Linked DNA regions of Homo sapiens: region 2 is linked to region 1. A link is an interaction called in ENCODE POLR2A ChIA-PET data of the cell type or tissue named here. Cell type or tissue: MCF 10A. All regions are shown on one strand. Each heading gives the region's core, and the rest is flanking DNA. Links, peaks and the distances in the headings are about the cores only. Region 1 overlaps HEATR4 (HEAT repeat containing 4). Region 2 has its middle 9.3 kb from the start of ACOT4.

Region 1 (4,392 bases), core at 176-4,175:
TATTTATCTATGTCAAAAAGAGAAGCAATGCCAAAGATTCTAAAAAGAAACTAGGCAGATTAAGGGGCAGGGTTTTAGGTCTGTAGCAGTCTTGAAACTGATCTGACTTTTGCAGAGCGTAATAGTTGAGATCTCCAAGGAAAGCAAGATGCATCCAGCACTGGATACCTACTTGGAACTTATCCTTAATTCTGTTGGCAGGGACTGTCTTGTCAGCCCTTTCTTTAACTTAAGTTTGACATATACCTAGACTCAGGATCTTTCACTAAAAATTGAAGAAAATTATCTTTCTCTTTTCAGACAAGGAACTTCTGAAAAGCTAAGATCATTACCTCTCCTGCACTTCACCCCATTAGAGAGTTTCAGGGGATCATTTCTACTTGCATAGGCAAAGGTATTTAAGGTTGAAGAGTTTGGGGCACTACTTCTATAATACCTCGAATGGCAAAGGCCTTGATTTTCCAGTAAGGATCTCTCTGCATCAGGTTCAGGAGGCATTCAAGCACCTGGGATGGAAAAGGCAGTGTTGAGTGGGGAGGACCAGAGCAAGAATGAACCAGAAACAGCTGGGTGCGGTGGTGCACCCCTGTAATCCCAGCATTTTGGGATGCCAAGGTGGGCGGATCACTTGACATCAGGAGTTTGAGACCAGCCTGGCCAACATGGTGAAACCCTGTCTCTACTAAAAATACAAAAATTAGCCGGGCATGGTGTCACACGCCTGTAATCCCAGCTACTCGGAGGCTGAGGTAGGAGAATTGCTTGGACCTGGGAGGCGGAGGTTGTAGTGAGCTGAGATCGTGCCACTGTACTCCAGCCTGGGTGACAGAGCGAGTCTCCATCTCAAAAAAGCAAAAAAACAAAACAAAGCAAAAGAATGAATCAGAAACAGGGAAACCACTTATCTCTAAAAGGAGCTATAATTGAAAAATGACCTATCAATTCTGGTGACAAATGAGCTGGAGCCTAAAGTACCAACCTATATGCATAGTGAGTACATTAGCTGAATTATCTGCTATTGATTTTCTCAGTCTACAGATCTGGGGCCATATGGCTTCTCTTGAACACTTCAAACAGATTTTTCCCTAATAATGGAATTATAACTCCATTTATGGGAGTTGATCCTAAAGCCCATCAGCACCCAGGTAATGAGAAGCTAGTTAACTGAGGTGAGAACAGGATTCAGGGGTGTGCTCTAGAATCGAAGTCTGGGCTGGCTGGGAGCTAAACCAAGCTTGTCCAACATGTGGCCTAGGACAACTTGGAATGCGGCCCAACACAAATTTGTAAACTTTCTTAAAACATGAGATTTATGCCAGGCGCGGTGGCTCACGCCTGTAATCCCAGCACTTTGGGAGGCCGAGGCGGGCGGATCACGAAGTCAGGACATCGAGACCATCCTGGCTAACACGGTGAAACCCCATCTTTACTAAAAACACAAAAAAATTAGCCAGGTGTGGTGGCAGGTGCCTGTAGTCCCAGCTACACAGGAGGCTGAGGCAGGAGAATGGCGTGAACCTGGGAGGCGGAGCTTGCAGTGAGCCGAGATGGCGCCACTGCACTCCAGCTTGGGTCACAGAGCGAGACTCCGTCTCAAAACAAACAAACAAACAAACAAAAAAACCATGAGAATTATGCACGGACCTTTTTTTTTTTTTTTTAGCTCATCAACTATCGTTAGTGTTAGTGTACTTTATATGTGGCCCAAGACAATTCTTCCATTGTGGCCCAGGGAAGCCAAAAGATTGGATGCCCCTGAAACAGTCCTGTTTGAAGTGGCTTATACACCCCCTTCCCAGTTCCAATCTCTCATTCTGTGTCCCCACAGAATGTTGAGCATACTGTGCACAACCAGGGAAGGTAATGCCCTCTTCAGGTCAATCAGGTAAGATGAGAATATGTTTCCCTGACTCACCATCTTGTCGCGGATCTGCAGGGCACCAGCTGCCAAACAGGCTGCCCGCCGAACTGCTGTGAAGTCATCAGAGAAGCAGTGCAGGAAGCTTGGGAGAAGCTTGGCGGTCATAAGCTTGAGCTCACCTATCAGGTAGAGAGCTTCCACACGCTCCTGGGAATTTCCTTGACCTAGCTTGACCCTGTAAGGCACAAGTTGCTTTCCTTTCACCTCCTTAAACTTTCAGTACCTAACCCCCAACCCCCACTAATGCCCTCATGATAAAATCCGGGTTCTGTAGGCTGTCAATCCCATTCAGCCTTATGCTCATGAGATAAGTTTTACTGGGTACAGAGCTCGATTGTCTTCTTTACTTGAATCCCTAATACATAGCTGTTCAGTAATTAGGTAATGCAGGGCTTTCAGTTACACTGAATGACTGAATAAAGGAAAATGTCAACTTGCACCTCTTTTCACAGTCAAGTTCTCTTCTCCATTGCCCTCACGTGTGCCATGATTATGTCTGCATTTGGCTTCCAGCCTGGAATGCCTATGCAGTCTTTTTGTTTGTTTGTTTAAATTATTTTTATTTATTTTATTATTTTTTTGAGATGGAGTCTCGCTCTGTTGCCCAGGCTGGAGTGCAGTGGCTGGATCTTGGCTTACTGCAAGCGCCGCCTCCTGGGTTCACGCCATTCTCCTGCCTCAGCCTCCTGAGTAGTTGGGACTATAGGCGCCCACCACCACGCCTGGCTAATTTTGTTTTTCTTGTATTTTTAGTAGAGATGGGGTTTCACTATGTTAGCCAGGATGGTCTTGATCTCCTGACCTCGTGATCTGCCCGCCTCGGCCTCCCAAAGTGCTGGGATTACAGGCATGAGCCACCGCGCCCGGCCTTAAATTATTTTTAGAGATGGGGTCTTGCTATGTTGCCCAGGCTGGTCTTGAACTCCTGACCTCAAGTGATTCTCCTGCCTCAGCCTGAGTAGCTGGGATTATAGGCACTTACCCACTCTGCGGCTCCTATGCAGTCTCTCTCTCTTTTTTTTTTTTTTTTTTTTTTGAGATAGGGTCTTTCTCTGTTGCCCAGGCTGGAATGCAGTGGCATGATGATGGCTCATGACAGCTTTGGACTTCCTGGACCCAGGCAGTCCTCTTGCCTCAGCCTCCCAAGTAGCTGGGACTACAGGCATACACCACCACACTGGCTAACTTTTTATTTTATTTTATTATTATTATTTTTGAGACGGAGTCTCACTCTGTCGCCCAGGCTGGAGTACAGTGGCGTGATCTCCGCTCACTGCAAGCTCCAACTCCCAGGTTCACGCCATTCTCCTGCCTCAGCCTCCCGAATAGCTGGGACTACAGGCGCCCGCCACCACGCCCTTTTGTATTTTTAGTAGAGACAGGGTTTCACCATGTTAGTCAGGATGGTCTCGATCTCCTGACCTTGTGATCCACCCGCCTCGGCCTCCCAAAGTGCTGGGATTACAGGAGTGAGCCACTGCGCCCGGCCAATTTTTTTTTTTTTTTTTTTTAATTTTTAGTAGAGGCAAGGTCTTGCTATGTTGCCCAGGCTGGTCTCGAACTCCTGGGCTCAATTGATCCTCCTGCTTCAGAGTCTCAAAGTATTGGGATTACAGGCGTGTGCCACTGGGCTGGGCCTCCTGTGCAGTCTTATCCACCCTCTGTGAAACTTGGCCTTACTCCTCTAGCCACGCTGAGTATTCCATTTTTCTGCTCCAGCAGTTATGGTATATGCCATTTGTTCTAGTTTTTAATGATTTGGTATTTTTAATTAGGTGTTTGTATATTTTGCATGTGGTCATCAGAATTGCGTCATACTTTTGAACACCCTCCAGCACCGAAACCATTGCCTCACACCTACTGGGCACTCAATGCTTCTTTCCCTAGCCACATTGTTAGTTTGTAGGGACTGTTAATTTTTTACAGTGGGACCTGGTCCAGGGTCCGTACAGAGGAGCTCAACAAATGCTGGGTGGCTGGATCCCAGGCCTCCTAAGCACTTTTTTTTTTTGAGACGGAGTCTTGCTCTGTTGCCAGGCTGGAGTGCAGTGGCGCGATCTCTGCTCACTGCAACCTCCGCCTCCCAGGTTCAAGCGATTCTCCTGTCTCAGCCTCCCGAGTAGCTGGGATGACAGGCATGTGCCACCACGCCTGGCTAATTTTTTGTATTTTTAGTAAAGACAGGGTTTTACTGTGTTAGCCAGGATGGTCTCGATCTCCTGACCTCGTGATCCGCCCACCCCGTCTTCCCAAAGTGTTGGGAGCCACCTTGCCCAGCCTGCCTCCTAAACACTTCTAAGAATTTAGAAGAGTGTCTCCTCATGTTGACTGGGTCTTACCTGATTATGTCGTGCACCTCTTTCCCGAGGCTCATTTGCCCAAGCGCCTGTGCAGCTGCTCTCCTCACTTCCTTATTCCAGTCATTCCACATCAGCTGGATCAACTTATGTTTCATATCCTATAAATAGGTA
Region 2 (4,392 bases), core at 262-4,261, 100 kb after region 1:
CAGCCTGGGCAACACAGCGAGACTGTCTCAAAAAAAAAACAAAAAGAAGTTTGACTACCTTGAGGATGTGATGCTGTGATGCTGTGATGAAGCTTAAAATACATGTATAAGCCAACCACAGGCACTCCTGTGACAGTCCCAACTGTGGTCAGCGTCTCAGTTATCTCAGCCCAAGTGCCAGACATGTGAGTGAAAAACACCTCCAGATCATCCTAGCCCCCAGCCATTTAAATCTCGGTGGAGACTTCACATAACCTCCACTGAGCAGTGATGTCCCTCTCAAGCCCTGTCCAAACTGCAGATTTGTGAGCAAAATAGATTGTTTTTGTTTTATGTGACTATGTTTTCAGGTGTGTTTCAGTTATCTATTGTTGTGTAGCAAACCACCCTAAAACAGCAGCTTAAAACACTAACCATGTATTTTTCTCAAGAGTCTGCAAATGGGACAGGACTGGGTAGGAATGGATCACCACTGTTCGAAGTGACACGGGCTGCGGTAATTTGACTGAGGGGTTGAAACTCAGCCCAAGTAATTAGCAAGAAGGCCCAGATGGAGAGAAATTGAGAACCCCCTAAATCATATCCCTTCCTGAGTTCCCAATTGACAGCCAGCACCAACCTCCCTGCCATAAAAGTAGAGTCTCCAAGAGAGCCTAGCAAGCCTAGCAAGCAATTCTGCATGACCTTTGTTCAGCTTTGTCTTGGAAGCTATTATACATACTATCACTCTCCCATGCTCTATTGAACAAGGCAGTCAAAGGCTAACCAAAGTTCAAGGAGAGCATAGTCTGCCTCTTGAAAGGAGAGTGGCAAGGTTCTGGAGAAGAGCATGTGGAATGGGAAATAATTGTAACCATCTTTGGCAAATACAGTCTGCCTTCTGGCCATACATTCCTCCACATGTAAAATAACACCCATTCCTCTTCTATACCCTCTCCCCCAAAAATCTCATTTCATTATAGCATCGCACTCAGGCTGAAGGTCCAATATTTCATCATCTATATCAGATCCAGGTATAGATGAGGCTCAGAACAGTCCCTTGGGTATAGCTCCTTGAATATCCTTCTTCTCAATCTGAACGGCTTTGAAACAAACAAGTTAGCTATCCTCACAGATGCATGTCCATAATACAATGGTGGGAGAAGTATAAGATAACTCCTATAGACAGTCCTGTTCAAAAATGGGGAAAATGTGGCACACAGCTGTCACTAGCCTGTAGCAACTCTGAAACACACCGGAGAACACGCTGCCAATTCCTTCATTAGTGTTCAATTTACTCTCTGTGAGTTGTTCTCTGTAGCTTTTGGTTCTACCTCCTGAGTTGAAACCTTTATTTTCCATAAGAAAATGAGTTAGCAATTAAATTTAACCTGCCTCCTAGATGGAAAAGGGGAGTTCAAAGTTCTCTTTTAATTTTGTATTCTCTGCCTTTTAAGTTCCAGCTCATAGTGGAACTGGAATTATTCTTCAGCCAGAACAATTTTCTTTTTTTTTCCAAGACGGAGTTTTGCTCTTGTTTCCCAGGCTGGAGTGCAATGGCGTGATCTCAGCTCACTACAACTTCTGCCTCTTGGGTTCAAGCAATTCTCCTGCCTCAGCCTCCCAAGTAGCTGGGATTACAGGCACCCACCACCACACCCGGCTAATTTGTTATGTTTAGTAGAGACAGGGTTTCACCATGTCGGCCAATCTGGTCTCAAACTCCTGACCTCAGGTGATCCACCTGCCTAGGCCTCCTAAAATGCTGGGATTACAGGCATGAGCCACCACGCCCAGCCAGCCAGAACAATTTTCTTAAAAACTTTGTGGGGTTTTCTAAAAATCTCAGTGGGTTTCACTCCACTAGACAAAATACACCTCTAGATATCTGTTTAAGAACTTCTCGGCCAGGCGTGCTGGCTCACGCCTGTAGTCCCAGCACTTTGAGAGGCCAAGGCGGGCGGATCACCTGAGAGGTCAGGAGTTCGAGACCAGCCCGGCCAACATGGCGAAACCCCATCTCTACTAAAAATACAAAAATTAGCCAGGTGTGGTGGTGCGTGCCTGTAATCCCAGCTACTCAGGAGGCTGAGGCAGGAGAATTGCTTGAACCCAGGAGATGGAAATTGCAGTAAGCCGAGATTGTACCACTGCACTCCAGCCTGGATGACAGAGTGAGACTCTGTCTCCAAAAAAAAGAAAATGACAATTAAATGAAATATTTTTGTAAGTGTTTAAATGACCCATCAGGTAAATGTACCTGAAGCTTTGACTGTCTTCCCAAAAATATGGATTTGACAAACCAAACATTGGTTATAAACTACTTTAGCAGGTCAGTGTGGTGGCTCATGCCTGTAATCCCAGCACTTTGGGAGGCTGAGGCGGACAGATCACTTGAGGTCAGGAGTTCGAGACCAGCTTGGCCAACGTGGTGAAACCCTATCTCTACTAAAAATACAAAAATTAGCTGGGCATGGTGGCGCACGCCTGTAATCCCCACAACTTGGGAGGCTAAAACAGGAGAATTGCTGGAACCTGGGAGGCGGAGATTGCAGTGAGCTGAGATCGCGCCACTGCATTCCAGCCTGGGCAACAGAGTGAGACTCTGTCTCAAAAAAGAACTACTTTAGCAATTTATAAGTCAGCAAACCAATATGTATTTAAATTGGATCATTTTGTCTTTTCCATGATGAGTCATAGAAACCATAACCTTTAATAACAAAACCTTTAGGGACTCAGGAAAGACAAGGCAGCCATCCTGGTTCTCCATGAGTCCATGCTTAACATTGGACTTATGTCCTCTTGAATACCAGTTATTTCTCTAATTTAGGTGCATAGCACTGATAACCAATGGGTTTTTACAGATAATTTATCTTAGACCATGGAATTCAAATGATTTTAAATAGTAATAGTTAAAACACTTCTGACAAGGAGAGCTGGTTATTTCTGTGGTCTACAATAACAACATAATTATGCTTTTTTTTTTTTAATCTTATTTCATTTTTTTGAGACGGAGTCTAAATCTGTTGCCCAGGCTGGAGTGCAGTGGTGTAATCTCGGCTCACCACAACCTCCACCTCCTGAGTTCAAGCGATTCTCCTGCCTCAGCCTCCTAAGTAGCTGGGACTACAGGCACGGGCCACCGTGCCTGGCTAATTTTCGTATTTTCAGTAGAGACGAGGTTTCACTATGTTGGCCAGGTTGGTCTTGAACTCCTGACCTTGTGATCCGCCCGCCTCGGCCTCCCAAAGTGCTGGGATTACAGGCATGAGCCACTGCACCTGGCCTAACAACATAATTATGTGTTGGGAGCCAAAAAGGTCAAAGGGATCATGACCAACCTAGCATTCCACTGGAGGCTATATGATTTATCATGAATGCAGGATGTGGGCAAACTCGCTTCTGTGCCTGCCCCAGAAGATTTGCTGAGGGCAATCGCTTCCTGGTGCCGAGCTCCTTGAGGTTATTTACTGGGACATCTAGAGAATGCAGTCTTACAAGACTACTGTAGACCAAGCAGCTGGTCCCTTCTTCCACCCCGCTTCTCACTATCTTTTTTGCCTAATAAATACAGAGGGCTGTGTAAAGCTCAGGGCCCTTGTCCACTAGAGGCAAGTTGCCTCCTGACTCCTTCTTCCAAACATATTCTTTTGTCTCTTTATTCCCGCGTTCTCCCCGCTTTGTTCAGTCCCCCAGGGATCCTGGCAGGCTACAATTATGATTGATACCATATACTCAGATGTATTAGAACGTAGAAATTCCATACAATTTTGGAACATATATTAATATCATTCACTAAAATATAACTTGAAGAAGAGTAAATCTTTTTTTTATTTTGACAATGCTTCCCATGTAACTAACCACGTCAAATAATCCTGTTTACCTCTCTTTTAAATGCTTCAGGGGCCCTCTGTAGCATCTCAAATTTAGAGATGAGAAAAGACAATTCTGAGGCTGAAATTTGATTTTGGGAAGCCTGTTAAATATGTTAAAGGTTTACAAAAATGTACATTCCCATGCCTTCTTACAATCTTTTACCAAAAACACATTTTACTCTCCTCACACACCTTGCATGTAAAACTATTTTTAGTAGTCTTAATTGTATGTTACAATGATGACTCTTAGCAATTTTTAATTTTAATGTAAAACCTGGTAACTTATTTTAATTATGTACTAGGTACAAATATGGTCTGACTCTTTCCAGCACAGCTGGGGGCGTGGTTAATTCCATATGTCCCCAGGCCTTACCAAGCTGTAAAGCAGGCAAGTTGAACTATTTTCAAAAGCCAAAGAAGCAGTTTATGACCTTAAATAATTTGGCAAACCTAATATTTGAACGTAATTTAGAACACGTTTACATTTTGAAGACATTTGCATTTTACCAATAATCTGTTTTTTTTGTTTTTTGTTTTT

Evidence for each region. ChIA-PET counts read pairs that join two places held together with the same protein. Peaks named below come from ENCODE experiments on the same cell type or tissue, not always from the same donor. Only the 100,000 strongest peaks of a DNase experiment are listed, where the experiment ranks them.
Region 2: POLR2A ChIA-PET joins it to region 1 with 5 read pairs; 20 of 35 experiments call an interaction of 5 or more read pairs at or near these places.

The regions. Positions count from the first base shown.
Region 1 is chr14:73,498,635-73,503,026 of GRCh38, forward strand. It overlaps HEATR4 (HEAT repeat containing 4), which reads right to left. Exons shown (of 18, transcript NM_001220484.1): 11 at 4,261-4,379; 12 at 1,916-2,096; 13 at 437-506. It also overlaps a transcript of ACOT1 not described here. Among named protein-coding and RNA genes, the nearest start is that of RIOX1, 9.9 kb to the left of the region's middle. In MCF 10A, for the core only: no CTCF peak of the experiment used is centred there; DNase peaks (open chromatin) are centred at 1,907 and 3,767.
Region 2 is chr14:73,598,973-73,603,364 of GRCh38, forward strand. It overlaps a transcript of HEATR4 not described here. Among named protein-coding and RNA genes, the nearest start is that of ACOT4, 9.3 kb to the left of the region's middle. In MCF 10A, for the core only: no CTCF peak of the experiment used is centred there; no DNase peak of the experiment used is centred there.